6 separate regions of the Homo sapiens genome follow, and all the other regions are linked to region 1. Evidence: chromatin loops called from intact Hi-C (ENCODE). Cell type or tissue: OCI-LY7. All regions are shown on one strand. Region 1 holds the start of TBC1D5 (TBC1 domain family member 5). Region 2 overlaps RFTN1 (raftlin, lipid raft linker 1). Region 3 overlaps BALR6 (B-cell acute lymphoblastic leukemia associated long RNA 6). Region 4 overlaps PLCL2 (phospholipase C like 2). Region 5 has its middle 310 kb from the start of SATB1-AS1. Region 6 overlaps TBC1D5 (TBC1 domain family member 5).

Region 1 (5,000 bases):
CTGGCCAATATAGTGAAACCCCGTCTCTACTAAAAATACAAAAATTAGCCGGGCATGGCGGTGGGCGCCTGTAATCCCAGCTCCTGAGGAGGCTGAGGCAGGAGAATCGCTTGAATCTGGGAGGCGGAGATTGCGGTGAGCTGAGATCGCACCATTATACTCCAGCCTGGACAAGAGCGAAACTCCTTTTCAAAAAAACAAAAAACAAAAAAAAAAAGGTAGGCCGAGCACAGTGGCTCACACCTGTAATTCCAGCACCTTGGGAGGCCGAGATGGACACATCACTTGAGGTCAGGAGGTCGATACCAGCCTGGCCAACATGGTGAAACTCCTCCGTCTCTACTAAAAAAGAACATACAAAATAAAATTAGTCGGGAGTGGTGGCGGGCGGCTATAATCCTGGCTACCTGGGAGGCTGAGGCAGGAGAAGTGTTTGAAACCATGAGGGAGAGGTGGCAGTGAGCCGAGATCGAGCCACTGCACCACTGCACTCCAGCCTGGGCGACAGAGCGAGAGTCCGTCTCAAAAAAAAAAAAAAGTCAAGTTCCGTAAAGCACTTACAACAGTGTCCGGCACTCAGTAAGCGCTTCAGAAGTACTGTCATAAATATCAAAGGACTGGAATGAAAATTATAAAAATTATGGTACTAAAAACTTCCACAAAGTTATTTAGAAGTACAACCTCTGCTCAGTCAGTTGGAGTATAAATAAAAAGAAAAAAATTAAAAGTACAACCATTTCTCCATAAAGTGTTATGAAGTTATGTGTGACATTTCTAAACTTTTTAATTTACGTGTGAAAAAATTACATTAGAAAAAACCTGAATCCAGTTAGAACACCCACTGTACGACTCTCAATTGTTTGCAAATTTGCTTCCAAAACTCAGGAATGCACTACTCAACTGAGGCCGCATTTGAGAGCACACACTCAATACTTCCTCCAATAAAAGAAATTTTCATCTCAGCTGTACACTCAGAGACCAGGATTTTTTTCGCCTATATGTTGATAAAACCCAATGACGCATAGCTGAGCAAGTCTTTCACCTAACAGCACACCAAGCTTCTAATGGAAAATTCACAGACCAGGTGATGCAGTCACCATACAGCATACAGACACAATATTTGCACTCTTCCTATCCCCTCCCCTGGAATCCAGACTCAGCCTGCTCACTCTGAAAGCTTTCTCAGTTCATCCTGCCATTTGCCCCTTCTCCCAAGCCACCTCTACACCCGGGGGTGAGTTATTAAAAAGAACATGTTTATTGATAAATACAACACTTTATTTATTTGCACACAAGTTATCCACTTCCTTGCTACTCAAAGATAGTCCCTTGTCCAGCTGCACATGTTATCAGAAATGTACAATATCAAAATGCACCATAGGCCTACTGAACCAGAAAATGCATTTTTAATAAGAGCCCCAAGTGATTCCCACCCACATTAAGGTTTGAGTGTTCTGTGATACTGCAGATAGCTGTAAAAATTAAAAATGCTCAAGTTTACAAATGAATTCAGAGATATGGTATGAAAAGTACCAAGACACGGAATCAGAAAAGCCCAAAGAGAAAAACCAATATATAAATGAATTTCTTTGCCACCGATAGCAAAGGCTCATTTTTCAACAATACCTATTTATTGCTTCCTGCTTTAAGTATTTTGTGCAAGAGCACAACACTTATAAAGGTTTACAAAAGAATTACCGGGTCTAGAAATTCCAGGCAACCTGGTCCAAACGTGTGAAACCTGCATGTTAAAATCTTAGGATTTTGTCCAATTCAGAGTTGACAAATGAACTCTTTCCAGAAAGTTATTATTCGAAAAAAACCTACAGGATGTTAACTTTAAACACAGATTATAATTCCTGTAACTAAAACGAGTAACTGGTATCGAACAAATTCTAGGTCACTTGTAGAATCGAATCTTGTAGTGAAGGTCTGTGTGTTTTTCCAGGAAAAGTCGGGGTGGGGAGCGGGATTTGCCCTCCCTGCGAATTTTTTTTTTTTTTTTTTTTTTTTTTTTTTTGCTCTTATCCTGAAAGACCTCCGTTTCTTACGTGTGAATAAACTTAAGTCGTACTAAATCCAGGTCACGGTTCCCTTCCTCAAAAGTGAAGTCAAGGCTTCTCTCTTCTAAAGACTATTAAGGTTTGAGGATTCAGGGCCCGTTTCGCTTCCGGCTAGGGAAGGAAGCGTGCTTCCCGGGGCCCAAATGAACATGGAAATTTACTAAGTAGGAAGTTGAGCACTAGTCCAGCCGCCAGGCCCTGCCTTTACTGCAGTTGGCCTTCCAGTCTAGACCCCGACCTCCTGGGGCAGGGAAAGCAGGCAGACTGCAAGCAGCCACCCCGCCCAGCTCGCCCTGCCCGCCCTGCCCGCCAGGGAGCTGAAGGGTCCACCCCTCCCGCCATCCACCCCCGACGCCGACTCCGAGGCGCACAAACGGGGGGCGGTGCGGCAACCCGTCCGCCGTGGCGGCGGCACCCTCAGGCCCTCCCGTGAGAAGGCGGCGGCGGCTGCGGCTGCAGCAGCGGCGCGAAGGGGGGCGAAACCTGTCCTGAGGCTGAGTGGGAGGCCGGGGCGGGAACGACTGCATGTGGGGCTGCACTGGAGGAAGGCGGAGGCGTTCAGAGGGCTTGGGCTTTTTTACGATCATCATCATTATTTTATTTTACCTGTGGCGCAGAAGGGCTCCCCAGCTCCTATTCCCTGAATCCTCCTCCTCCTCCCCTCCTCTTTCTCTCTCTCTCCCTCAGTCTGCAGGGCGCTCGCGGAAGCGGCCGGGCCCGGCCCGACCTGAAAGAGAACAGGGCGGGAGGGGGTGGCGGCGGTGACCAGCGGCCACGTGACCACGCTCGCGCCGTAACGGCGGCCGCCTCCCGCCGCGCGCCCTCCCCGCGCTCCACCTCTAATAACCTCGCGGCCCGCGCGCCTGGGAAGCTCGTGCGCAGGCGCCCGCACGGGACCTGAAGTCTGCGCGCGAGCGCAACGCGCTCGCTCTCGGGTCCGGGTTTCTGGGGCCCGCGAGGCGCGAGAAGCGAGTAGGTGGGGAGTGAGCCGCGGGCAGAGCTCTCCTTGGCTGAGCCGGCAGGCTGCTGAGCGCATGCGCCTGAGGGCTTTTACCCCTCCCTTCTCTCCCTGCTTCCAACCGGCGCGCGGCTGGAGGCTGGGAACCAGCTCCTGGGTCTTAGTCAGAGGTTCACATCCACCAACTATCTTCCCAGGGTTGGACTGAGAAGGGGAGCAGAGGGTCCCAGGGACTCTCCTGAGATCCTGGCTCTCCTGCCAAGGAATTTACATTTCCTTGTCACAGGTAAATGGCCTTCCATGCCACATTTTTCTGTGGCTGAGTAGGCTTCTAACTCAGCTCATCTGTCACTTTCTCCGTGAAACTTACCCCTGCCTACTTTAGAGGAGTCACTAGCACTTTGTGCAGACCTACCTTGTAGTACAACCCATAGAAAGATAAAGGTTAGGAGTTATTTTTTCACAAGCCCACAATACTAGACTGTGGTTTCTATCTTTATCTCATAAACTTGGACAGGGTCTTCAGTGTTGTAGTATCTCCCTAAACGTCTGATGACTATCAGAACACAGGGAATGTCTAAAACTTTTATCGTTGCCCTTGGTCTCTGCATAATCATGATTTAAGATCCCCTTTAACCCAAGCACGTGGGAAGGTGGTGTTTGTTTCCCCAGTATGAAAGCCTTTAAATCATAATGTTAATTAGAGTGGTAAATGCTTCACTTAGTAAAAGAGATTTATGGTATTTTATTAGCTTATCTTCACAAAGAGCTCCAACGAAAATTGATACTGTTTAGTCCAGAAAAGGAAACCAAGTCAGAGAAAGGTCAGATTTCTGAAGGTTATCTAGCTTCAGAGGAAGATGCCTGTGTGGGAGACCTTTGTGGACAAACACCCCACTTCACACAGAGATCCCTCTTTTTCTGTTGCCCCTCTTTCTGTTGCAGAAACTGAACAGGTTAAGTTAGTGCCTGTGGCCAGATTTAATCCGGCCAGATTTATTTATTTATCAAATAAATAAAATGTAAAAACTCCCTAATTGGGAGTTCTGGCTAGACCAGTCATCATCACTGTTAGACTGGTGAATACTGAGATGATAGTCAAGAAATGGGGCTAGCAACAAAATGACAGAAAATCCTGGGATGAATGTATATGAAGAAATAGGATTAACAGAGGCTTCTGAGAAACTAGGAAAATGACAACCCTCAAGATTCCATTCTCAAATGTTTACAAAGCTGTTGGACTCTTTTCTGCATTTACCACTGTATACACCCACAGACTGATCCCACCTCATAGTTTCAGCTACCACACAGGTTATGCTAATGGCATCCCATTCTAAATATTCAGCCCAAGATTCAGACCTTGTGGTAGACTATTTTCTTATGGCACACAATTAACTGTGCCTCCCAGTATTCATGCCCATGTATAGTCCTCTGCCCTTGAGTCTGGGCCGGACCTGTCACCTGCCTTAAACAATCAAATATGGCAAAAATTACTCTCTGTCACTTCTAGGCCTAGGCCTTTAAAGACTTTGCAGGGCCAGGCGCGGTGGCTCACGCCTGTAATCCCAGCACTTTGGGAGGCCAAGGCGGGTGGATCACGAGGTCAGGAGATTGAGACCATCCTGGCTAACACAGTGAAACCCCGTCTCTACTAAAAATACAAAAAATTAGCCAGGCATGGTGGCACACGCCTGTAGTCCCAGCTACTCGGGAGGCTGAGGCAGGAGAATGGTGTGAACCCAGGAGGTGGAGGTTGCAGTGAGCCGAGATCGCGCCACTGCACTCCAGCCTGGGCGACAGAGTGAGACTCCGTCTCAAAAAAAAAAAAAAAAAAAAAAAAAAAAAGGCTTTGCAGTGACAACTTTGAACTTTACCAGAGACTCATGGGAAACAGAAATAGTTAAGAAATCCCACCACCTTTTTGTGTTCTGCGAAACAGTTTACCACAAAGACCAATCCTTCTCCATATTACTTAAATG
Region 2 (5,000 bases), 1.4 Mb before region 1:
ACTGCCATCGTGACCACTGAAAGGCTTATATGTGAAATGATCCCTGTATGAAAAACCCAAAAGCTCATCTATTCCATCAAAGGAGGGAAAAGGGATAATAGTGAGCTGCCTAAATTTCAGAGATTCGCAGCCTGAGCAGAGAGATAAAGGGACTGCTTTATGTGTAGAGACAGGCAGTGTTTACCTGCCTAGGGAGACTGGGCTCGAAGGAGGCTTTAATCCCTCCTCCTGGCCTACCCGTGCAGAGCTGAAATTCTCATCCACTGGTGGGCTGACCACCTCCAGAAACACACACATTCACCCATTCCTCCCCAGCAGGGTCTGTTTCTCCAGGAGAGAACAGGGACTTGGGTGATGGGATAGGGGCCAAGATGCTTTGGGTGTCAATTTTTCTGTGTTCAGCCATCAGGGGAGATTCTGGGTGAGGAAGGTGAGTGGCCACGGGGTAGCAAGAAGGTCCTGGGCACCTGCGGAAGTTCCTTGGACAAGTTTCCCCAGTGAATAATCCTCTCACAGGAGGCAGGAAGTCTGGAAGGAGTATCGGAGGAAGGTGGGCTCTGGAACACAGGAAGCATCTGAAAGCTACTGAGGAAACCTCAATAGTAACTGCCTCCTTTCTCAAAGCCAGGATTCCATGAGAGGTGGAGGTCGAGTGTCAGGACTACTGAGCCTGTACCCCAATAATAGCAGCTCATACTCATGAGTCAAACAGTGCCGAGTGCTTTAAATGTACAACTTTAACCTTTCCATGAGAAACTATCGTTCTATCCCCATTTCAAAGGGTGAGAAACTGAGGCACGGAAGGCAGGCCGGAATGTATACTCTAGATTCTTGAGCACCATGCTCCTCACCTCTCCATCACTCCTGCCCTTTCTCCTGGGGGCCTCTGCCTGGCCTGACTCTCGCCCTCCCACAGTCCTGGACCGTACAGAAGGACTCCAGTGAGGTCCATCTTCCTGCCCAGGATTCAGAGCACACACATCCAGCCCAGCCTCCATGAGAAGATGGAGGTTTCTGGACTAAGACCTGGGCGTTCATGAGGACGACACACTGGGCTTAAATGCATGCTCAGCTACTTCATGAGGGCAGCAGGCATGTGCCTCAAACAGCGAAAAATCACACAGATGAAGGGCTCTACTTCAGTGCATACTAAGAAGGCTCAATGCCTTGATTAAACAATAGTCTTACTACATCACAAAACTGACGCAGCTCCAATATCTCCCTCTAAATCAACTTTGCAAATAAGCCCCTGGAATTAACCATCCCATAATTTTCCTCTCAAGAAGTTCTGATGTAACAAAAGAAACTGTTTCTCCTTGTTTTCCCTTCTGGAAGCACCACCTGTTCATTATCACTTGTAAGAGGCTAAATTCAAGAATTCGTAAATAAATGGTAATAACAATATTAACCAGGGAGATCATCCAGAAAGGCCTAAACAGAAAGCCCTCCTAAGCCCTGGGGGTCTTCTGTTAGTTTTCATACTTGTTCTTACTTACATGGCTTATGTAAGTACCTTGCTCTCAGGAAATGACCAGATGCTAGATTTCCTGGAGAAAGGGGGAAATATGGATGGTTGATTTCCTGAAGAAAGTAGAGAAAAAGGAAATACAGAGAAACGGAGGGAAACTTTGCTCCCTGTAAATCTTATTAAGGGCCTCGGCAAATCTTGTTAGTCTATCACACAGGAAAGACCAAGCAGAGAGGCGTGAAGGGATGGTGGGTAAGTCCACCTGGGTTCATATGCCCGAACTGCCTATTTCCAGACTGGGCAACAAATTTCCTCTCTAAACCCCAGTTTGCTCAGCTGTAAAATGTCTTGCTTTAGGCAAGTATTTTAACAGGTGGTGTGTAGGTTTTCATCGGTGCCTGGCAGGCTGACACTTCCTGTGTGAAAACTGGATAATTCAAGGGCAATTTCGAGAGCACAGGAGATAAAAGAGCTCACAGTCTAGAATCCACTTCAAACGTGACATTTTGGAGCAAACTGCAAGTCAATTTCATGTGGTTCTGAACTCCCCAGAAGTCATAACTTCAGTAAGTAAACAGTCAGGTGGCACAGATAACTGCTTGATAAAGTTTCTCCTGTTTGATGGACTGCTGTCTCTACACTCTAAATTCCATTCCTTTTTCTCTGAGATACCATGGGGATTAATGAAAAGCTGTTAGCTGCTCTTTAAGTGGGTCAAAACTCCCATTGCTGACATACTTACTCCCTGAGAGTGGCTCTTCATGCACCTCCAAGGGGTTGCTCTCCGGTCCATCCAGTGTCTTGCTCACCCCCTGTGGTGAAAGTTCTCCACCATCTCCCTCTCCGGAGGGTGAGCTGGGCTGCTTGGCGAGGGGCACCTCCCCTCTGGGGCCTGAGCTGGGCTCTGGGCTTTGGTTTCTCCCAGCCGGAGCACTGCACACATCCCCAGTCCCCGGTTTCTCATTCTCCAGTGACGCGTGATCCCCACGTGCGTTTTTTGCATCTCTGGCATCCTCGGTGCTGTTGGCAGTAGACACCGGAGCACTGCTGCCTGCCGAGTTCACAGAGGAATGGTACTGAGGTATAACACCAACGAATTTCAGGCCCTGGCTTGCAGCCTCCTGGATCTGTGAGGCAAACAAAAGGAAGGGAAACAAGTGAATGAAATGGTCTATCAAAGGGACACGTGCAGCGTGCAAAGCGCCTCCCCGAGGCCTGCGAGGCTGTTTCAGGTGCAGGAGAAGAATTCCAAGCTGACAGGAACTCCATGTCCTCAGGGGCACCTGCCCCCACACCCTAGTCTGAAGAAGACAGTTTTTTTAATTTGTTTTAACTATATTGTCTGATGGAAAGATAAAGCATTTGGCTTTGAAGAGTTGAAATCACTACTTTGAAACACTACACTAGTCCTTATTAACATTTTTTAAAGAGGCTGGAAAAAGTTCTAAACAAAGAGTTTGAAGGAGGAAGTTTGTTTTATTAAGAGTTTAGTTTTTTTTGTCACTTTTTTTCGGACGAATCACTGACTTCCTGCCCATCAGGCTACTGTATAACTACAGCTTGTCTATATAACCATATACAAACAACAGATGGCATTTTATGGCCCAAAGAGCTTCCTTTTTGGACAATAGTTTTGGCAGAGAAGGGCAGAGGTGGGAAAATCACCCCTGTGCCAAGGCTGTGGGCAAATCCTCCCTGAGAGGTATCATCTGATGGACACCTTGCTCCCTGGTGCTCTCAGGCTTAGGGAAGGTCAAAGGAGCCCACAGATCATGCCCAGCCCACAGCCACAGACTGACTCTTGGCTCTCCAAGTCCTGGTCCACACCATCAGCAGCGAGGTGATGGTTCCTTCTCACTCCCTGTACCAACGGGATGGGGGATGAACACCCACCTGCAGTACCGAGGTACTTGAACTTTCCCTCTCCCTAAAAAATAGCCCAAGGCAATTGGGTTGAATGTAAGTCATAAGTTTGAAAGAAAAATTGAAAATAAATAACCTAATAAAATAAAGCAAGAGCCAGCCAAAGCCAGAAGGTAGCCTTTAGGGGACTTTCCAGGCAAGGATGCTTAAGTCATTTTACAAATAAATAAGGCGGTGCAGACCTCAGAGCTGTCTAAGTCTTAGTCACCAAGCTCTAAGCAGATGACCTCAGAAAATCTTGAGGCCTCTGCAATGATAATCTACCCTCATTTGAGAGTCAGTTTTGCCAGCACAGAGGTATTCTCTCTAAAGGAGAAGCTGCCCTGACAGCTCTCCTCGGAAGAACCACCCTGACATTAAATGGAAAGTCATTTTTGTTCCACACTGCGCAACCTGGAAAACTGCAGTTGCAAACATGCAGTCCAGTCTTTAAATCCTAGCCTGTGCTAGACATAAAATAAGAATAGTAGTAATTACTGTCTACTGTAGACCTACTATGTCTAGGCATTGAGCTAGGCATTTTACATAAATTAAAACAACAAAACGTTTCATCCTTCAATGATGCTGCATGGTATCATTGTCTCCATTTCAGATGAGGACACTGGAGCCCAGAGACATTAAAGTCATAAAACAAGCAGTGAGTAGCCAGAGTGCAAAACCAGGTCTGGCCTGGGCCAAAGTTCATTCTTTTAATCACAAGACTCAGTGGACACATGTCAAAGCATCAACTACATACATGTCTATGGGCATGTATGTGTCCACTCATACGCCCCGAGTTGGCTCAATTCACTCTTCAAAAGTTAAAAAAAACAAAAGACAAAAAAATCTTAAAGCCATCTATTCCATTCTGAAAATTTTTTCCCTCATTAATCTATGATATCCACCTATGTTAAAAATTATTCTATAAAGCTCCTAAAAGAAGGCACAGCAACACAAATTTTAAAAGAAAATAGCAGGGAAATAATTATACCAAAGAACTTTGGAGGCTGAGGAAAGCCACTGCATGCAAAGCATACTTCTGAGCTTTCTGGCAACATATGCCAAAAGAGAAAGGCAATGGGTTTTACAGCCCTCAAATGAAATGAGGAGACACCTGCACTAGCTTCTGCTATTACTCTCTTACTGCAGAGGAAACAGCTATGACTTCTGAAGCATTTTAATAACTGCTTCCATGGAGGGCTCAACCATAGGCCAGTCTCAACTAGAGTCACGGAAATAGCATGAAGTTTAAAGGCTTTTGGAAAGGCCTGATGTGGAGCCCCAGATACGTGACTCACCATCTTGAGGAACCAGAGTAGATTATATAAACTTTCTGTGCCTCAGTTTTCTCATGTATAAAATGAGTGAAAACACACTTATTTTGCAGTTGCACTGAAACTTAGTTTAGACATTACATATGGCAAGTGCGCCAAAGGATGGGGCACAAAGACGGTATCTCTAACCTCTCTCCTTATCAGTCCTGGGCTTCTGCGGCCCTGCAGAGACTGCTGTCATCTAGAGTGAAGAGGCGAGGACTCCAGACACAGGGCATTATCCTAGCCCTCCCCTTCCTCACTGGGACTGGAGGAATTGGAGAGGCTTGGACACAGACACCTGCCCTTCTCCCACA
Region 3 (5,000 bases), 480 kb after region 1:
ATCTACAGCAACTGTAATTTCATAGAAAAAAAAAACTGTGATTTCTATTAGTGACAGACAGGTACTGCTAATAGTACCATAGGTTGTTGACTCTATTCATAATGGAAGGATATGCTAAATTTCAGTTGGAAATGAGTGAAAATAATGTTGTAATTGTTTTTACATTCAAGTTCACAGACATCCTGGGTCTGTGAACCCCAGAGTAAGAACCTGATTTTAGACAGTCCACGAGTTTTGTTTACCAAGCTTTTCCAATGTTGGTTGAAAATCATTTCACAAAAAGAAAAACAATAGAGTAATACTTATGATTATTTTTATTTTAGCTAATGAAGTATCTAATACTTGTCATATTATTCCATTTTCTTTAACACAGTACTTCAACTTGCAAAAATCTGAAACAGCTTTTTCCAGTGATTATTTCCCTTTCTTCCATTCATATCTATGACAAATATATAATGTATACCTTTATTAACTGGATAAACAACCCACAAATGCGACTTTGTAAAGTGCATTCCCATGAGACAGATCCATAAACCTGGTAAGCACACCAAGACCCCATCAGAGATATTTGAACTAAATCTTAATTTGTTATTTACAAACACTTCACATGGCCCTCTAAATGAATTCTGTGCTGCCTCATTGACAAGAAATATAACAGACTACACATTCGAGAGACAGAGAGGGCTGTGGGATTATTTGACTGAACAATTTCACAGGTGTTAACAATAGAGGTGGGCCGAAGAGTTTCAACCAAGAGAATGTAACTCAGACTGAAGTTATCCAAACACCTGTTGGTAAGTTGTATTCTTTCCTTTAGATTGTTTCCTTTATAGTAATTTTGTAGAGCTACTTTATTGGTCTTTTCCTTCAGAAGTCAGAAAGTTGAGGGGAGGGGAGAAAAGAAGGAAAGAGTAGGAGAACCAACAAAGATTCAAATTTGTCACCATGCCAAAGACAGCCTAACCCCTAGAGCAGAGGTCTCAAACCTGGAGCCTTGGGGCAGACACAGGAGCAAATGAGTTTTGTTTGGCTCATACACCAGTAATTAAGAATTGGATTTGAATGCTCTTATGCATTGGTGTGCAAGTAAATGTTTAATAACCAACTCTCTGGGAGTGGAGTGGAAGCCCTGATTTGCAATGTTTGACAATTCCTGTGGCGTAAATGGTCAATTTTGACTTACCAAGATGAGGACACCGAAAAGAGCTTTGGGAAGAGATGTGTATAATCGGCCCTCTGAAGTCCACTCCATCACAGCACTGTATTTCAGGGGGGCCTGCATTCTCTTGGGTTCCCACCTCTTCATGCTGTCTTCCACCCTGCCCACTTTCCTCTCTTAAATCACCTCTTTGGTCCCAGTGGGCTGTGAAATTCGTGACTTCTGCCTGGAGCTTTTCTGGGTGCCTGACGTTGGTCACAAAGCTAGGCTGAGGAATGTGCTGGCTATTTTGAGGTGTGATCAGAGACTTGCATTCATTGTGAAGAAAGCAGAGGGATTTGGCAGAGGAAAGCAAAGACTAAGCCTGGGATACAGCAGCTATAGGAAACGTGGCTTGGGTGTCACTTGATTGGCTGCTACTTGTTTTTGTGTTCCCATCTGTCAAAAACAGCTGGAAGTCACAACTAAATTAAAGGTGGAAAATGCTTTGAAAAAGTAATGGGGCCACACACAAAAAATATTACTACTATTTCTTCCCCTCAGCTTCCCCACTCCGCTAAATGAGACATTCTGCAAGGACTGGATACTATTTCTGTCTTTTCACACTTCTCTTGCTAATGTTCAGTGGGCTTCAGAGATCTGATATAAATGTACAGGCGATGTGGAAACTGATTGAGAGGCAGATTTATATTAAAAATTGTATACATATATTTACCACCAGTTTTAATGATGCACTTTTGGTGAAGATGAGTTGCTTAAAACGAAATAGACTTAAGAACATATTACTTAAAAATCATATCATGTGTCTTTTTGCTTCACATTTAAACCAGAAAACAAAATCTATATTCACTGTTAGTATAACGCTTAGAAAAGAAAAGATTTTGTCCATGGCTCCCAAATCAGTAGATTATGGTTGTAAGCCCCAATGAGTTCTAAACCATTTGCCAAAGAGCAAGCACCCACCAACTTCCCTCCCCCTGCCAAACATACACTTCCCTCCTGTCTGATTTATAGAGACCCTTTGTTAGGGATGTAGTAATGAAGCCAGCTGCTGTGTCTTTCTGCAGCCCACTGCACCCCTCCCTCGCCTCATCCCCCAGAACAGTTACTGTCAACACCCTGGGGACACTAGCAGAGAGCTCCCAACAGGAAGTCTGGGGATGCTTTTTGATTCTGTGACCATCTTTCACTTCCTCCTTGAGTCCTCATTCTCACTTTGGTAGCCGAGGTCTGCCCTGCCTGCTACCAGAGTGACAAGAGAGGAGTAAAGAAACCAATAGCAAGATTTGGGTACTTAGAGCACTTTAATGGTACTTCAGGAAAATAAGAGATAAAGCAGAAACCAGGTTTAATAATCATAATAAGAATTCTAGAAGCTGTCTCCCACCACTTTGTGATAAACCCATTATCTCACTTAATTCCTCCCTCAGATGGTCTGAAGTCAGCCTGAAGGTGGAACCAAGACAGACTATTGTGAACACTTAGGCAACAAAAGCGTCAATGTGAAGAGAAGTTCTAGTATACTGTTTTCAGGCTTGGTACTAACCTTCATACTTGGGATGCCCAGCCTGGCTGACTTCTACTCATCTTCTAAGACTCATCACAGACATCGTATCTTTCAGGAAACTTCCGCGTTAGCCTGTCTCTCTACTGACACCCCCTCAGGTGCACTCCCCTGTTCCTAGATATTTCTCTCACTGCAGTTACCACAATCTATTGCCCGTCTAGACAGTTGGACGATTTATTCTTTGAGAGTAGAGAATGCAACTTGTTCATCTCTGTAGTCTCCGATCCTATTTTTTTTTGCCTTATGTATAGTAAGTGCTCCAAAAAAGTTTGATGAATGAATGAATGAATTCTGAAAGGATACTATAAGAAATGAAAAGAAACTGAATGAAGTTTATAGAAGAAAGAGGTTTTGAGTAGAATTTTAAGGACTGCAGTGTTTGGAGTAAGAAAATATGTTGCCATGTGGAAATGAGGAAGTAAAAGGGTTACATGTAGAAAGTTGTATTTCATTTTGTTTAGCCAAGTTCTGACATTCAGAAAATCGAGAAATAAGGGGAACCAAATAACAGAGAAAGCAATTGGTGGACAGGTAGTTTGAAGCCACTGTGCAAAGGAATTTATTAATGACAGGAGCTACTAACACCACATCGAGTCTGGATGTGCCATGCATCTTGAAAGCTCAAATGTGTGCTAGATTGTCTTGCAAGCTCACAGATTCCAGGAGAGTTATGGACACACTAGAAGGGAATGAAGAAAACCTTTGGCTCTAGGTTTCATTTGAGGCTGCCTTATTCAGCTATACTTCCGATAGCAAAAATGAACCTGCTCTGGAAGTCTACGTTTCTCCTTTATCCCTTGGAAAATAAAATTCAGTTTCACATAAGTCTCTTTACATTTTCATTAAGTTATCAATAGCATCAGAAAATGTTCCTGTTTTCACTTTTTGTTAATTTTTATCTTTTTTGAAAATTATCTATAGCTTCATCATCAGCTGGTGGGCAGAACAGTATGATACCTCAAAAAAATCCCTTATGTCCTGCAGTCATCTTTGTTCTTTCATGAAACACTTTTGAGAGAGGTAACTCCATTTTCTCCTATGTAGACACACACACCCTTCTATGTCATTAGTGATGCATCTTTAGTATCCTCTGTAACAGCCTGCAATGTTGTTTTTTAAATCTTCACTTTTCACAGATGTTGCCACCACATTGATAAAGAAGACCCCAAAAACCATCTCTGGCACCAGAAGTAGCTAGCCAAAAACCTGCATTGCTTCTTCAACACTCCTCCAAACCCTACTCTATTCATTAAAAATGTTTGCCCCTTTCTATCTAATGTATTATCTTAAGGAATTTGCTATTTTTCTCCCAAGGGGAGAAAAAAAAAACTCACTCTTCAAGATGTCACTTTGTTTACTCCATTTAATTATTTAAGAGATTCTTTAAGCCCTTACCACTCAACCTTTACAGTTCCACACAAAAACAAAGCTAATTCAGATGGCTGAGGACCTTTATGCAAATTGAGGTTTTTCAGAGCTGAAAAGGGCACATGCCAGCTTCAGGGCAGGAACAGGCTGGATAGCTCATGTGGAGGGGGATTTTGGTCACAAACATGGAGCCATTTGATGAACATGTAAACTAATATTAGTAATACAGCATTAATTTATTGCTTCTGCAGATTATTTCTAATACAGACTTGCTGACTTGTACATGTATGATACATAAACACATCCATAAAAGTTTAATGCTGTCAGAGTAGTACATTCACCCACAACACTGCCTGATGACACATTTTCACTTTTCTTAACACTGCTTCCTGAAGGAGTCAACATGATGTCAAGGTGACAGAATTAAGAATGACACCAGAGGAATGGTCAGAAAATTAACTTTTCAAAACTTTCGTGTTAGATGTTTGGATAGACATTCAGTAACATGTGGTGATCACGAATGTGTCTTTAGTTTATTTTGAAAACGAATCCTGAATTACCAATTGAGCAGCAGAACCTGTTTGTACTCCAAAAACAAATTACATTGAATTTAAAAAGCCATTATGAAGAGTGCCTTATGATAAAGAATAGATTTTCTGGCTAAAAGCATTTTCCATCATTTGACAAAGTATAGTCAATCTTAAAGAAAAGCTTCAACTTACGCATTCGTTTCAAAATTAATACTTATGAAGACAGGAAGTTGAATAGATGAAGAGTGATGACTTTTTGCAGGATCTGAGCCCTAAAGTTTTGGGCCTACACTATTCCTTCCTATCTCCTTGTCAGAGAAGTTGAGGCAAGATCTCTCTTTTATCTGGCTCTCAGATTTCTGAGTATAATAAGCTC
Region 4 (5,000 bases), 850 kb before region 1:
GGCTGAATTTCTCTCATGGCTAATGATGTTGAACATCTTTTCATATGTTTCTTGGCCATTTGGATATTCTCTTTTGTGAAAATGCTTGTTCAAGTCTTTTGCCCATTTAAAAAGTCAGGTTGTTTTTATTTTNAAAAAAATGGTATGTAGGACTTAATTTACATTTTCTGAATATGTCTTTTGTGATATATATATATATTCAAGTTGTTTATATGGTTTAATGTTTATTATTGAAGAAAATAAAGGATATCGCTTAGATTTTTATTTCTATCAATCCGTGCTAATAGCTTATATTAAATGCCAATGTAATTATTCAGATGATATATATGTTTTGTGATATATCACAAAAGACATTTTCAACATATATAGATATGTTGAAACACGTATCTATATAGATATAGATATATGTTGAAACATGTATCTATATCGATATAGATATATGTTGAAACATGTATCTATATCGATATAGATATATGTTGAAAATGTCTTCTAGTATGTGACTTGCTTTTTCACTGTCTTAAAGGGTATATTTTAATGAAAATTCTTAATTTTAGAGAAGTTCAGTGTATCAGTATTTTTCTTTATGGTTATTATTTTTGAGTCCTGTTTCAGAAATGTTTACTTAGCCTAATTCTATGAAGATAGTCATTTATTTAACCACTGGAGTCTTATTGTTCTATTTTTCATGTTTAGATCTGGATTTCATTTTGTGTGTGTGGTGTGAGGTAGGGTTAAAGATTTTCTTTCCATATAAATATCCAATTAATTCAGCACCATTTATTTGAAAATAGAATCTCTTTCCCACTGCACTGCATTGGTCTTCGATCCTAGATCAAGTGGCCATTTATGTATGGGTCTGTTTTTGGAGTCTATTTTGTTACATACACATAAAGTCCTTATATACTTACCACACTGTCTTTCTGGCTAGGTATATACCTAACAGGAGTTACTCCATATGTATATTGAAAGACATTTCCAAGAGTCCTTAAAGCAGCATTAATTCTAACAGTCCCAAATTGAAAGCAACAACTCAAATGCCTATCTTATAAAATAGCGTATCATACAGTGGAATCCTATGAGGAAAAGGAAGAAAGAACAGAAACAGCAGATGACTGCCCTATGCACTGCTTGAGTCTCCCAAGCATAATGCTAAGGGAAATAAACCAGCCACAAAAGAATACATATTTTTGATTATAATTATATAAAGTTCAAAAGCAGCTAAACTAATTTGGAGTGGTAGAAGTTATAATAGTGGTTACACTTGGGGATAATAATTGAGGGAGGAAGCAAGGGTCCTACTGGGTGCCAGTGATGTTTGGTTTCTGCATCTGGTTGGTGATTCCAAATGTGGGTTTACTTTGTAAAAATCCATTAGGTTTTACACTTAGGATTTTTTTTCTGGAAGTCTATCATACTGCAACAAATTAAGTTTATTCAAACAATTAAATTGTGAACATTAATCAAACTCAGATACCAATTGGTTACTTCCTCCTGCACTATTTAGGGCCGTGCCTTTTACAGTTTTTTGCTGTCTGTGGATCAGCATGTGAAACATTTCTGCTGCTGTGGACACTTGTACGTGGTGAGACCTGCTAAAGCCCTGCACTAGTTGATGGCCTGGAGAGGGGGTGGGTGGAGAGAGGGGCAGCTTGCTGGAAGAGCCTGAGGACTGGATCTTCCTTGGAATATACTGAAAGCACAAAAGGAGCTGGGCCTGGGTGGAAAGTTGACACATTAGTGAAGAGTGTGTTGGTCACTGCAGTCATCTTACACTGCAGTCGTGATTGCTTGGAGTTTTTATGATTTGTTTAGTGTAGTTTTGAGCTTCAGGTGCACTCGAAAGTTTTAATATTTGAAAATGTGCTGCTCATAATAAAACTTTGAGAACCACTCGTTTGTGGAGCACCTGCTCTTCACATAACAGTTTTCTAGATAGAGCTTTTTGGTCTCAAAAGCAGTTAACAGAGCAAAACCAGTTATCCAGATATACGGACAAAATGGAGAGTTGTTTGATCACTGCTAAGTAATAGCATACCTAGGATCTCAGGTGGTCGGTCAACAGAGAGTTTTAGCTCTACTGAACACTTATTCTGCCTAATCTAAATATTCTTTTGGGTAGGAAAGGACGAAGGGGAAATAATCTTCAGATGGGTCATTTTAAGACACATTGGAATTACCTGGATTCTAAAACATACTAATGTGAAGACCCCACCTGGCTGCAATTGAATCAGAACCTCTGGGGGTTTCCTAAAGTGCCCTGGGAGATTTTAAAGTATAGCCAGGGTTAACAACAGCTGTGAAACCTTTCTTATATGTTGGGTTCTCGACTTCCCTGTGTAGCTCTGTTAGATATGAGAGAACAAACAGCTCCCGGAATCCTGCAGATGATAGTTGGTGAGCATGTGGCTGGTGGGGTGTAGGGGGCAGGATTAAACCTTAACTTGCCGCGGTGGAGTTTTTCTTTAAGGGAGTCGAGCTGCCCTTTTTTGGAGGGGATATAAAATGTCAATGAAGGGGAATAATTCCTTAGTAAAATTTGGAGAAATAGATTTTATATGTGAAAATGACAGTCTGCCCTATGTGTCTTTTTTTGATCTAGGTAAAGGTAAAAATTATGTCAATTAAAAAAAAAAAAGGCCCTGGGTTGGTTATTTGGAGCCTTAATCCCCCTTGATTAATCATTACTGTGCAGCTCCTAGTCCCTGTAGTTCCTGGCGAGTCCCTGGGCTCTTGTCCATCCCTCACAAGAGAAACTATATAGGTGTACCCATGGCATTCTGCAGCATGAAGGAGGAGCCTCCCTAGGAAAAATTGTCTTTAGAAAGAATTAGTTTGGCAGAGGCACTAGCACTATTTCTAGAGAGAGGTGATTGGATGTTTCACTTTGCTAAATGAGTGTAGTAAAAACGCTGTTTACTCACAGAAGATTATAAATCGGCACTTGCCAGACAGGTGTCTGTTTGTAAGGGTGATTTATGCGGGGAGGATGTGAACCATCTGGTGATGCTCCAGTGCTCCGCCCGAGGGTGGGCTGACATCTGGGTTGGCACGTCATGACCTTTGCGTGAATGTGTACTTTCTGAATGCTAGAGCATTTTCCTCTTGCCATGCTGACCTTCGCGGTAAAGAGGAATGAACATTGAACTCCTGAGGCATCTATAAAACATATTTTATTGGCTGCAAAGCAGTAACATGAAGATTTCAGTCGTTACTTGTTTGTAACCTTAGTTATGCAGTGTGTACTCATTTTCTCCTCAACTGGACTGCACAAATTATTAGAGGTTGTCATTCCCATTTATTTTTTTAGGTCATTTTTTTTTTCTCTTCCACATTGACAAGGATGAGTCTTCTAGCCAAGAAGCTTGTGCCCCTCACTTGTCTTGAGTAGGCACCAAGGAAGAGTAGTGACCTGAGGGGAAGGCCAAGTCCTTGGAGACCCCTGTTTAGAGGCCGGAGAGGCACCAACAGTTTGGCAGCAGCAAAGTTTTCTCAAGCTGTCCCTATCTTGATTGTGACACAATTGTTAACACATATACCTTTGACAGGCAGTTTTATTTACGTATTCTAAATGGGAGGTGTAGTAGAAATGAACTTTAATATTCTTTGGGGAGAGAAAATCTACAGCCTTTTTTTTTTGGAACATTCAGTACTCAGTAATATTTACCAAGTGAAGAATAAGAGAGGTTTCCTTTCCTACAGCATAATTAGCCAGATCTTACCCATCTTCATTGTTAGGAAAAAAAGTATTGTTGAAAAAGATTTTAAAATAGTTAAATAGCCCTTTTGTCCTAAGGAATAGCTGCCGGGTATGAATGCTACCCGGAGGGGTCTGGAAGCAAGAGAGTGAAATAGTGCGAGAGAAACAGGCACATAGCCACATAGCAAGCGTTCTACTGGGCTCCTTACTGGGAAGTTGGTGAGATGTGTGGCCTCTGTGGCAGTGGCCCTGACCTGTCCTCATCATTACTGGTTGCCAGACAGTAAAGTAAGACAAGGTGGAGGATGGCTTAGAAGATACCACCAAAATAACAGGGCTTGATAAAGCTGTCCCCAGATACAGTTTGGCAACTCTCAGGGCCGTCATTCCTGGGAACAACAGGGACCACGGGATCTATTAGTTATGTTCCAAAATGGCACTTAAAACCTTTCCACACCAGGTCACACATGGAAAATGATATAATTGTCTAGATAACATGAGGAGATTGCTTGGGGCCAGAGGCCCCAGCCAGCTGTGGCAGGGGTTGGAGGGTGGAGGGGGAGGGGGTTGCGGGGACCCACGCCTTGGCAGGCCATTTGGCAGTAATACTTGGCAGTAACCATTAGTGCTGTGCTGGGGCGTGTTTGTCAGGAGGTTGTGCTTCAAAAGGTGGTAGAGAGAAGAATGGAGGAACAAGGAAAGGTACAGTAAGCTGCAGAGTGCTGTGTATCTGTCACTATCGAGGGGATGCCCTTTGCACCATGATTCTCACTTTAGTGGTGAGTTGAATCTTGGCCTCAAGGCATGTCATGGAGCTGTGGCCACTGTGGAAACAACACCAGCAGACAGCTTAGCCTGTATATGGATGGAGCGTCTCAGCAGGGAGAGGAACAGTTGAGCATCTACCTTCACAAGAGGGCTGCTTTTCTACATAGAGAGGACTGTTAGTCCAGCCTTAGGCTTTTCTGCTGTATCTAAACAGAGCAGCCCATTGGGGTCATGTTTGAAAACAGCAACAACAGAGTATCAAGTAGGTACAGAGGCTGAATTCCCTGAATTTCTGTGCAGAAGTTCACACCAGAGACCTGGACACTAGTTGGGGAGCTGGCCTGTGGAGACCAAGAGCTGCAACTTGAGAGTCATGAGTTCTGATTCGGGTCTGCACCTCTGCTTGGTTGAAGTGTTAAATGTGTCCAGAAGACTGTGTTTTCTCCTCTTTTTTCTGTAAAAAGTGCGTGAAATCTTGTCTGCTTGATTTCTTGTATGTCTTTTCGGGACCAGGGCAAGTACTTTTCGCATGACT
Region 5 (5,000 bases), 1.0 Mb after region 1:
TTTACTCATATAAGAAAGAATCCCTAAAAGTTAATATATTAAGATATGAGAAGTGATGGCCTCTGCTTTTGGTGGGTGGGCAGTCTTCCTCATTTCTTCCTCAATTAGGAGTTCATGTAAACAAAAAAAAAATCTATGTTTATGAGTTTGTGGTCTTATTTCTACAATTGTAAAGATAATTAAATATAATAATATCAGAAAACCATATCTATATGGTAAGTTTTCAGTATTAGTTTGCTAGTGTTAATATTAGAAATAGTAATAGTAGTAGTGTTTGTGCTACTGATATTAACCTTGTTATTAATCAGATTGTAGCATGAATGCCCAAACTTTTTAAAAAGGGAAAGAACTGAGATTCCAAGGAGTTCAATGAGCTGCTCGTAATTATGAAAGAAGACACTGGCATAACTAGGTTAGAAATGGATGAACAGAAGCCTGACTCCTGCTTTCTATGTATTAAACAATGAATTCTAATAAAAGAACTCTTAATCATTGCCTGCATAATGACATATTCAACAATACCCTTAATTGCAAAACAACTGCCATGTTTTTGCACATAACCGTTCATCCAAAGGGCAAGATGTACACCATTCCTTTAACTTTAAGTTCCCATCATTTGTTACTTCATTCATTCATGGAGTAGATGTTTCTGAAGTCTGTGTGCTGTTTAGGCACTAAGCTAAGTACTGGAACAATAAATGAATAAGTCATTGTTCCTCAACACAAGAAAGCAGAAACCTTCAATATTATTTCACAGGATGTTTCTCAGTTTCCATTTTGTCTCATCGCCATCTTTTTAAAAGTAGCTCCAAGTGCTTATGGCCACTGACCCACTTCATTCATTTATTCATTCAGTCATTCGTTCAGTAAATATTTATGGACCCTCATTATATGCTATGGGGATAAAGTGATGAATAAAAAAACACAGTCCTTCCCTTTCATGTATCTTATTTTTTTCTGGTAGAATAGACAGATTAAAAACAAAGAAACAAAACAATTACCAACTGTGACAAACACTATAAAAGAAACAAATATAGAGAGAATAACAAAGGGACCAACTGCAGAAGGGATGGGTAGTAAAGACCTTTGAGGAGGTGACATTGATTCTGGAATCTGGAAGCTGAGAAGTAACTAGCCATGTGAAGAGTGTAAAATCATTTTAGTAAAATAGCAGAGCATAAAGACCTTGAGGCAGAAATGAACTAGGAGTTTTTCTACACAGAAAAGAGACATGATCTAATTTTATTTTTAAGAATATAGTTTTGGCTGCTGCAATAGAAGGCAGAGCAAGAAAAAAAGCTGGAATACTATTGCATAATGGAGAGACAGTCCTGATAGCCCAGGTAAGACATGCTGGTGGTTAGGCAGTGGCAGTGGAAATGAAGAGGAACTAGAAGATGAAAGATAAATTTTGGAGGTATAATCAGTAGGACTTGTTGATGGACTGAAAATGCCAGAAAGACAAAATTAGCAATCCAGATTAATTTCCAAATTTCTGGTGTGAGAAATTGGATAATCACTGTTGTCACTGACTGACATGGAAAATCCTGGGTGTTGGGAGGCAGAATTGGGAGGGAGGGACAACAAAGGAGTTGAATACAAAGAAAGAAAACAGCTTAAAAGCTTCCCTCATATTAATAATTGAGAAATTTAATCATATATATATACACACACAAACACACACACACACACACACGGGAACAGCAGAATCTCTGAAAGAATATTTTGATGTCATTCTACAAGTAAGATGCTTGTGCAAATCAGCAAGATGTCACTGGTACTGTGTGACACCATCACCACAGAACATTTCTTCGCTGGCATGGTATTGATTCCAATTACTTATCTTGATGCTTAAATCTCCTTGGCATATCCCTGTCAAGGGATCACACAGCCTGTGGTAAAATAGCAATAGTTACAATGGGTGGAAGGTAACAATAATATTTGATTCTTATATGTGTCAGGCACTCTTGGAAAGGCTTAATAAAATAAAAAGAATACTCAGCAAACATATTTTTTCTGATACACAGTAGCAATCTCTTTCCAAGTCTACTCATTCATTAATGTAATCTTTGGCACTGCCCCCTGACAGCATGGTGCTAAAAGAGTATATTCACAGGTGCACCTGTGGGGTTAGGAAGGTTTCCTTGTTCTCATTCTGGCCCCCTCACACTCTTAGTGCTGCAGGGTTTTTTGTTTTTGTTTGTTTGTTATTTCTCATTGTCTCACTGGTCAGTCACAAGGCTGGATGAAATGACCTTTGAATTCTTCTCTAGCTCTAAGCTTCCACAGTTCCAAAATTCGTTACCTTCACTTTTAAATAGACAGAGGATACATATAAGCTATGACAGAATGAAACTAGTAAAGAACTAAAATGATCCAGCTTTAATGTCCTGTGTATGGAATTTTATATTGAAACCTGTAATGATGAATGAAATCCTTAGTCATTTTAAGGAACAGAAGTGCCATTTATTTTTGTACTATTTTTTAGGTTTTTTTTTTTTGGTGGCCCAAATCCAGGTTGAATATATTGTCTACTATTAAATAAAATACCTATTTTCAGGAATTCATGTGATAAATACTTTCCTGAGTTCTAAGAAAAGTTTATCTCTGCCAGCAAAAAAAAAAAAAAAATGTGTATTTTTCATACTAACTACAAGTGCCGTGCCCTAGTTGAGTGTTATCCTGGGAGAACTTCTGATGTAGAAAGGAGAGGATAGAAACAAGGCCAGGACATCACAGAGTGGAGGTAAAAGAAACAAATCCTCTTCTACTTACCCACTCCTCCACCCCATCTCCTGCTTCAGCAAGAACAAAGGAGACATATGATGAATGATACCCATAAAGATACCCTGGTGTCTGGAGACCTAACATGGGAACCCCAGACTAACACCATGATTTATGCCACTAATGAGGAATCTGAAAAAGGACATAGTAACTCCACAAGGCCCTTTCTCCCAACATTTGCTGGTGGTGAAGACATACATAATTATCTTCAAACTCAGTTATCACTGGCCGAGAGCCAGGGTGAAACTGAACCTGCAGGTGGCTCTTTTCATTATGGTCAATGATGTGGAACTCTAGCAGTAACACAACATATTTCCCTTTTCCACTTTACTGCTAGGGCACTCAAGGCCCTAATTCTGTAAGCAGGTCACCTTAGGTGCCCAGTAGTACTTATATCTTTAATCTGAATAGTCTTATTTTATTTATGATCATTTTGTAATTGTTACTAATTACCTGTCAATGAGTCTGCTGCATTAATTGATGTTCTAAAAATATATAGAAAGGAATCAAAATTAACACATATATGCTTAATGAATCTAATATCATTATTTCAATTTGGCCAAATTATCTTGGTAATGAAGTGATGAGAAGGGTATATGAGACACATATTCACTTACCCTGGGATTATCTTAGAGAAGAACTGTCTTCCTATAGTTAATACAAGGTCACACAGCATATGGATGATCATGATACAGGCTCAGAGCTGTAATTACAAACATTTCCTGAGATTGTTTTCAGCAGCTTGCTGGAGTAATGAAAAGATCCTGGGCTTAGGAGTTGGTCCGACACAGGTTTCATGGCCTAACTTCACTATTGACAAGCATGTGATCTTGGTTAGGTCATTTAACTTTATTGAGCTTTGGTCTTCTCAGTGGTAAAAAATGAGACTAATACGTCACTTCTCACAAACTCATGAAGAGAATTAAGCATAATGACTGGGTACAACTATGTAGCATGGTAGCAGCCTTCAAACACTCAGTAAGAGAGCCTTCTTCTCTTACTTGTTTTCTGCATCTTCCAAATGCAAAAATGAGCATTTGGGGTTATGGGATACATACTAAAACCTATAGGCTATCCCCTTGTTGCTCTCTCTGTTGTTTTAACAGCAGAGCATGCATTTGTTTATTCTGCACATGTAAACATTCCACTAAAGAAATTCATCAGCTACCAGCCCTTTTGTACCTCACAATATTTAAAATTCCTAACTCTTTGAAATGACATAAAGATATCTCTTGACAGCTGTTGCCTTTGACTCACTCACATAATGTTGCAGACTCTTACTTATCAATCAGTTTAGATGACAAATGGGAAAGCCCCTCTGTTCTTCTTCTCTAAGTCTACGCGGATAAATGTGGTAAACTAGCACAAATTTCAGGGCTTAGACGCAGCCTGAATATCCATAATTACTGGGCAATATTTCAACATCTTGATATTTAAATTTATACAAATCCCACATGCACCCACCACCTTCTTTAAAATAAATTTGGAATTATTGTTTAAGTGTAGAAACAATGTTTTAAAAGGCCCATACACAGGACTTTATGGGGCACACTGTGCTTTGGGCTGCTGTGGTTAATCCAGGCCAGTATACTGCTCCAAGTAGTTGACAAATTCCACTGTTGCTTCCTTTTTTTTTTTTCCTTCCATGAAGTTTAAAATAAACAATTAACCTATTTCCAACACAGTGTTTGGTATTGATTTAATTTAGCATGTGTTATTCATCTGCATGCCTCACAACGGTTGCTTAATTGCCTAAATCTTCCCGTGTAGAGTGCTGCCTATGGAATCTCTTTCCACAGAACACTCTTAGCAGAGTGTGGCTTACTATTTCCATAACATCTGTCTTTTCTACTAAAGAGCAGATTAACAATTATGCTTCTTTTAAAGGTAGGGGTGTGTGTGTGTGTGTGTGTGTGTGTGTGTGTGTGTGTGTGTGTAGGGAGGGTTGGGCAAGATAATTTACTTCTTGTACAATTTTCTTTCTGGCGCAATAGTTTGCAGTCTTATCACCAGGTCAGGGATTTTGCCTATACCCACAATGCAGCTGGCAGTATTGCCCTTTTCTTTTGCCTTATTATGCCACAGAATGCCACATTATTTCCATTAAATATGATTGTCTTCAAACGAGACAACATATGCAACCCCTCCTCCTGCTCCCACTCCCCATGTCTCTCTGTCTCACACACGCACACATACCCACATACACATACACACAA
Region 6 (5,000 bases), 550 kb before region 1:
TCTTCGGGTCTACCTGATAAGGCAGAAATTCTTCATTGCCCAGTTATGACTAATAACTTCTTTTGTAGATAGCGCTAACCACAGACTCTATTTCCCTCAGTTTTCTAATTTGTAAAATAGGAAGCAATTCTAGCAGTGACCTTATAGCGTTGCTTGAGGATTAAAATAGCTAATACATGTAAAATGCTTAGAACAGAGGACACACTTACAGAAGGTGTTCTATAACTATTAGCACTTAGCCACCATTTACAAGGAGAACATGCTCACACTAGGATATATTTGAAGCTTGCTTTATATGTAGAAAATCTCATTCCTTATTTGGTATTCAATTAATGTTATTAATATCAATTTTTTCGATCTTTAATATGAATAAAAATCAGCTGGGGATCTTGTTAAAATGCAGAGTCTGATTTAGTAGGTCTGGGTTGGGGCCTAAGATTCTGCATTTCTAACAATCTCCCAGGGGATGGGATGCAGCTGGTCCATGGACCACAATTTGGATGGCAAGGATTTAAATAACTCATCTCACGCTAACCTTCTATTAATATTTACTTCTGAATATCTCTTCCCGTCATTCTAGGAAGGCTGTGAAGTACTTTACTATCTATCTGATCTAAGGCAATTTTAACAGATGGCTGCATGGTTAGAAGCGTATTTGGTGACAGTCCGAAAGACCTCTTCTCAACATGGAGTAGGATGCAGCGGGGAGAGAAGCAGGGTGACAAGCTTCCAGGAGAGCCTTCCAATCTCCCTGAGTTAGTTTTGTACTGAGTAGCTCTATTATTCTATTTAGAGCTAATTCTTAGACCATTAGATATCAGTTTATTCTATTGTAAACACAAACATTTATACAATTTCTCATTAAAAACAAGTGAAATATGAATTAATTTTATTGGATTATGCATGCTCTCTTCTGTAACTTTTGACAAAGGCTGTGTATTAAGTATCAGAGAATAAAAGATGCTTTTCAAACATAAAATGCAATGAAAAGGAAATGGCAAAAATACTTCCATAATTCATGGTATTTAAATTCATCCCTGATTTTCAGAAGATATCTTTCTGAATATATGATTTCTGAAAAAATCATAAGTAATATTTATTAAGAACTTTTAGCCTTTAGAAACATGCTTTTATACCTACTGCCATTTTAACATTGTGAGCCATTTTAATCTAATTTTGCTTTCCTAGAAGTTGCCTACAAAAAATAATAAAGTAAACAGAAAAGACAAGAACGGTGCCAGAAAACAGGATCATGTGCTACAAATATCTAAAGTAAAGTAAATAAGCTTACAATCTGGAATAAATATACTGGAAATTGAAATAAAACCTTTAATTAGGACCAACTTCACATAGGTGTAACCAGAGGAAGAATAAAACCTCACTTGCAGAGTTACAAACCTCATTATTTGCAAAAGTCCTATAACTGCAGTTTAAAATAATTATATGCATATGGTATGTCTTCTTAGCCCTGTAAAAATTCAAAAGGTATAAAAGGTGTCTCCTAGAAGTGCTTATGTATGGGAGTCTAATTAAATGGCATTTGTGGAGAAATGCTCCCATCTTTTGGGCTTTTATGCTGTCATTTCTGTGTTGTGTTTTTATAATTAGGCAACCTGACCAATCATTTGGAAACCCATGTAGTTCTCTCCTCCACCAGGACAATAAACACAGATGTTACTCTACTTAACAAGGGTTTTCCCCCTCCCCACTTACACGTGATAAGACCAACTGATGAAACCAGCCAGCCAGCACCAGGGCCTCCAGCTGAGTTTCTCATAGCAATGCTGGCTGGGCAAAACCATCTGCGTGCTCTCCCTTGCTGTTCCTGGCACCAAGGGTAGGCATCTGCACAATGGCTGGCCCAGATAGAAGGGCCTGAGCCAAGACTGTTTTTCTTATGACAAAGCTAATTGATCCGTGTGAAGATGAAATGTACACACTTGCACAACTTATTCTCTGGGCTAACTGACCTCTATAATGTCCCAATAGAGACAGACAAAAAACCGTACCCTGCAGCAAATCCAAGCTGAGGATCAAGTACAGTTTAAGAACTACTTTAAGTAACAACTGGTAAAAGCAAGTAAGTTTTGGAACAGCCTTGATATTTCTTTCTTTTTTTTTTTTTTTTAACATAAACATTACCACTTCTGAGACTTCTGGAAAGAAAAAAAGGTGAGAAGGAAATAATTCTCTAAATTGCCTGGTTTATTCATATGCCTATCATACTTTTGTTAGTTCATCCCTTAAGTTATACCCCATCTCTCACTAAATACCAACAATTCCTATTAGCTTTTTAAATAAGTGGTTGGTAAATGCTGCTGAGAAATGAAGCAACTTTTCAGGCTCTAGAGGACGCCAGAGCAAAGCCTAAGACATCTCAATACTTGCACAACACACAAAACCCTCAACAGCATTCATTTATTCCTAAACGTTTACTGAGTGCCAGACACAATATCTGGCACAGAAGATACAGTGACAAGCGCCTGCAAGAGCCTTATAAGTAAACACAAGTAGTTCTCTGACATTCAAAACGGGAAACATTTGCAGATTACGTAGGACACCCTCCATCTCAAGATGCTGCTGCTTTAGGTTTGGGGAGGGGCTCTGAAATCTGCAGCTTAACTAGGGCCCCAGCTACTTATTACAAGTGCTGAAAGCTCCTAGCAGAGAAGGCTCCATGGGACACAAGGTGCTTGGGCTGAGACTGGAAGGGACTCTATTTTGTGGCTACATCAATCACTCTGGTCAGAAGAGACAGTGAAGGGAAACAACACAGAAGTATGAGAAAGCATGCTTGGTTTAAGGGAAGTGAAACAGCTATGCATTCCTGAGGGGCTGGGGAGGAGTAAGAGGGAGGACTAATGATAAGGCTGAACAGGGTGAGACTGTAAAGGGCCCTACAGGGCATACCTTAAAATTGAGGGATTTATCCTAGGGAGAAGGGCTCCTGCAGAATTCTGATGAGGAGTCAAAGCATATGAGTCAGACATACACGATGCACACGTTGGTGTCGTGAAATACTTTGGGTATATGTTGACCATTAATAAAATGGATTAACTCTAAAATTTCTAATTAACATGGGTTTGTTACTTGAGAACAAGAAAATTATGTAGAGTGTAACCTTTCTATATTCTCATTCCTCCAACTCGCCAAATCCAGAAGCTGCATGTCATGAACTGTATAGAGTCAGTTCCGTTATAATGCTTGTTTTGAAAATGTGAACTTGTTTCAATGAGATCAATGTATTAGGGAATAATTGAGCATAACCCGAAGTTCACATTTGCTTACACACAACATCATCCTCAAGAAATAATGGGTGAATGCAGAAAACTCCACATAGATGAACGCAGCTACACGTAGGAATGCAGGAATACACAAAATGCCTACATGCATGCAACACAGATATCTGCCAGCTACCTCCATTCCGTGTGTGTTATGGGCTACTTCCATAACCAAATCCATCAGATTCCATCCAGATAACTCTCCTCCACCACTTCACAGTGACTCACAAGCTGCAACCCTTCCAATGTCCACTTCCGCAACTGAGCTTCAGGTATTTTTCAAGGTAAAGTATCATATTTATTGCACTATTTATTTCTTAATCACTTAACGTGTAAAACCACTCTACCACTTTTATTAGGTTCCTACTTTGTTTCATGTGGCACTGATGACCTTTTTTTTTAGTGTTGTACCTCGATCCAATTTTCCCCACAAGCCCTGGGGTTTTTATCTTATTATTTTTATTACTATTTTAGAGACAAAGTCTCGCTGTTACCCAGGCTGGAGTACAGTGGTGTGATCATGGCTCATCGCAGCCCTGAACTCCTAGGTTTAAGCGATCTTTTCACCTCAACCTCCCAAATAGCTAGAATTACAGGTGTGTGCCACCAAGCCCAGCTAATTTTTTTTGGTAGAAATGGGGTCTTGCTATGTTGTCCCAGCTGGTCTTGAACTCCTGGCCTCAAGCAATCCTCCCACCTCAGCCTCTCAAAGCACTGGGATTACAGGCATGAGTTACTGTGCCTAGACTCCCTGTGGTTTTTAATGCATGTCTTTGCATAGCATAGTGATTTTGGGGAACATTTGTCACCTCAGAACTGACAATTCCGCTGGATGGGGTGCAGTAGCTCATGACTGTAATTCCAGCATTTTGGGTGGTTGAGGCAGGCAGGTCACTTGAGCTCAGGAGTTCAAGACCAGCCTGGGCAACATGGTGAAACCCCATGTCTACAAAAAATACAAAAATTAGCTGGACATGGTGGCTCGCGCCTGTAGTCCCAGCTACTTGGGAGGCAGAAGGGGTTGGATTGCTTGAGCCCAGGAGGTGGAGGTTGCAGGGAGCCGAGATTGTGCCACTGCACTCCAGCCTGGGTGACAGCATGAGTCCCTGTCTCAAGAAAAAAAGAACAGTTCTGAAGACGACTGTTCAATGAAGATAAATACATTCATGAAAATCAAATTTATATTTTTTTCCAGAAAGGTAATTGCAGAAAAGTTTTAGTCTAGACATCATGGTATCACTCAGTGTTTATGAAACAGAAGTGTTACCTGTACTATTGTTCTTTATAGGGGCTAGGGCTGGTGTTCCCTGTGTCTCCTTCCCAAGAGGGCCCTGCAGCCATGAGCCCCCTCCAACCCAATCTACAGTTGTGGGCAGTGGCTGGGCCTGATGGATTTAAGGGTAATCTAGGAATTTTGGCCAATAAGACATAAAGGAAGTCTTGGTGAGTAGCTGTTGAAAACGCCTTTAAGATAGGGTTGCCATATTTAGAAATAAAAACATAGAACATAGGATTAAATTTGAATTTCATATAAACATCAAATAAAGTTTTTAGTATAAATATGTCCCATGTAATATAAGATACTTATACTAAAAAATTTACTCATTATTTATCTGAAATTCAAATGTAACTGGGCATTTTGTGTTTTATCTGGCAAACCTACCTTTAAAAAATGCCCTAGAAGACATGGTCATTCTCCTCTCGATGTTGGTGAATGGA

The links. A loop is a pair of places that touch in the nucleus more often than their neighbours do. Peaks named below come from ENCODE experiments on the same cell type or tissue, not always from the same donor. Only the 100,000 strongest peaks of a DNase experiment are listed, where the experiment ranks them.
Region 2: a loop joins it to region 1, with 5 times the contacts of the local background. A loop is called at or near these places in 2 of 110 quality-filtered maps.
Region 3: a loop joins it to region 1, with 5 times the contacts of the local background. A loop is called at or near these places in 2 of 110 quality-filtered maps.
Region 4: it touches region 1 in a loop (4-fold over the local background); 2 of 110 quality-filtered maps call a loop at or near these places.
Region 5: it touches region 1 in a loop (6-fold over the local background); 3 of 110 quality-filtered maps call a loop at or near these places.
Region 6: a loop joins it to region 1, with 13 times the contacts of the local background. A loop is called at or near these places in 3 of 110 quality-filtered maps.

The regions. Positions count from the first base shown.
Region 1 is chr3:17,739,812-17,744,811 of GRCh38, forward strand. It overlaps TBC1D5 (TBC1 domain family member 5), which reads right to left and starts at 2,820. Exons shown (of 23, transcript NM_001349074.2): 1 at 2,670-2,820. It overlaps LOC105376975 (a long non-coding RNA gene), which reads left to right and starts at 3,133. Exons shown (of 2, transcript NR_135536.1): 1 at 3,133-3,307. RefSeq lists silencers at 2,307-2,506, 2,737-3,046 and enhancers at 2,506-3,209, 3,167-3,236. In OCI-LY7, no CTCF peak of the experiment used is centred here; DNase peaks (open chromatin) are centred at 530, 1,060, 2,360 and 2,970; H3K4me3 peaks cover 4,215 bases; H3K27ac peaks cover 4,202 bases.
Region 2 is chr3:16,375,508-16,380,507 of GRCh38, forward strand. RFTN1 (raftlin, lipid raft linker 1) reads right to left here. Exons shown (of 10, transcript NM_015150.2): 5 at 2,211-2,595. Among named protein-coding and RNA genes, the nearest start is that of OXNAD1, 110 kb to the left of the region's middle. RefSeq lists an enhancer at 3,438-3,527. In OCI-LY7, CTCF peaks have their summits at 2,679 and 2,878; DNase peaks (open chromatin) are centred at 1,804, 2,574, 3,014, 4,514 and 1 weaker place; H3K4me3 peaks cover 4,735 bases; H3K27ac peaks cover 5,000 bases.
Region 3 is chr3:18,221,458-18,226,457 of GRCh38, forward strand. All of the region lies in intron 4 of BALR6 (B-cell acute lymphoblastic leukemia associated long RNA 6), which reads left to right. Among named protein-coding and RNA genes, the nearest start is that of SATB1, 200 kb to the right of the region's middle. In OCI-LY7, no CTCF peak of the experiment used is centred here; DNase peaks (open chromatin) are centred at 714, 2,304, 2,724, 4,194 and 2 weaker places; H3K4me3 peaks cover 4,329 bases; H3K27ac peaks cover 4,714 bases.
Region 4 is chr3:16,894,679-16,899,678 of GRCh38, forward strand. All of the region lies in intron 1 of PLCL2 (phospholipase C like 2), which reads left to right. Among named protein-coding and RNA genes, the nearest start is that of PLCL2, 12 kb to the left of the region's middle. In OCI-LY7, no CTCF peak of the experiment used is centred here; DNase peaks (open chromatin) are centred at 1,929, 2,323 and 3,013; H3K4me3 peaks cover 2,347 bases; H3K27ac peaks cover 3,479 bases.
Region 5 is chr3:18,748,669-18,753,668 of GRCh38, forward strand. No RefSeq gene overlaps it. Among named protein-coding and RNA genes, the nearest start is that of SATB1-AS1, 310 kb to the left of the region's middle. In OCI-LY7, no CTCF peak of the experiment used is centred here; DNase peaks (open chromatin) are centred at 2,113 and 3,043; H3K4me3 peaks cover 2,763 bases; H3K27ac peaks cover 3,843 bases.
Region 6 is chr3:17,193,643-17,198,642 of GRCh38, forward strand. All of the region lies in intron 19 of TBC1D5 (TBC1 domain family member 5), which reads right to left. Among named protein-coding and RNA genes, the nearest start is that of PLCL2-AS1, 140 kb to the left of the region's middle. RefSeq lists an enhancer at 2,616-2,725 and a silencer at 2,906-2,955. In OCI-LY7, a CTCF peak has its summit at 2,355; DNase peaks (open chromatin) are centred at 1,729, 2,369 and 2,769; H3K4me3 peaks cover 1,890 bases; H3K27ac peaks cover 3,458 bases.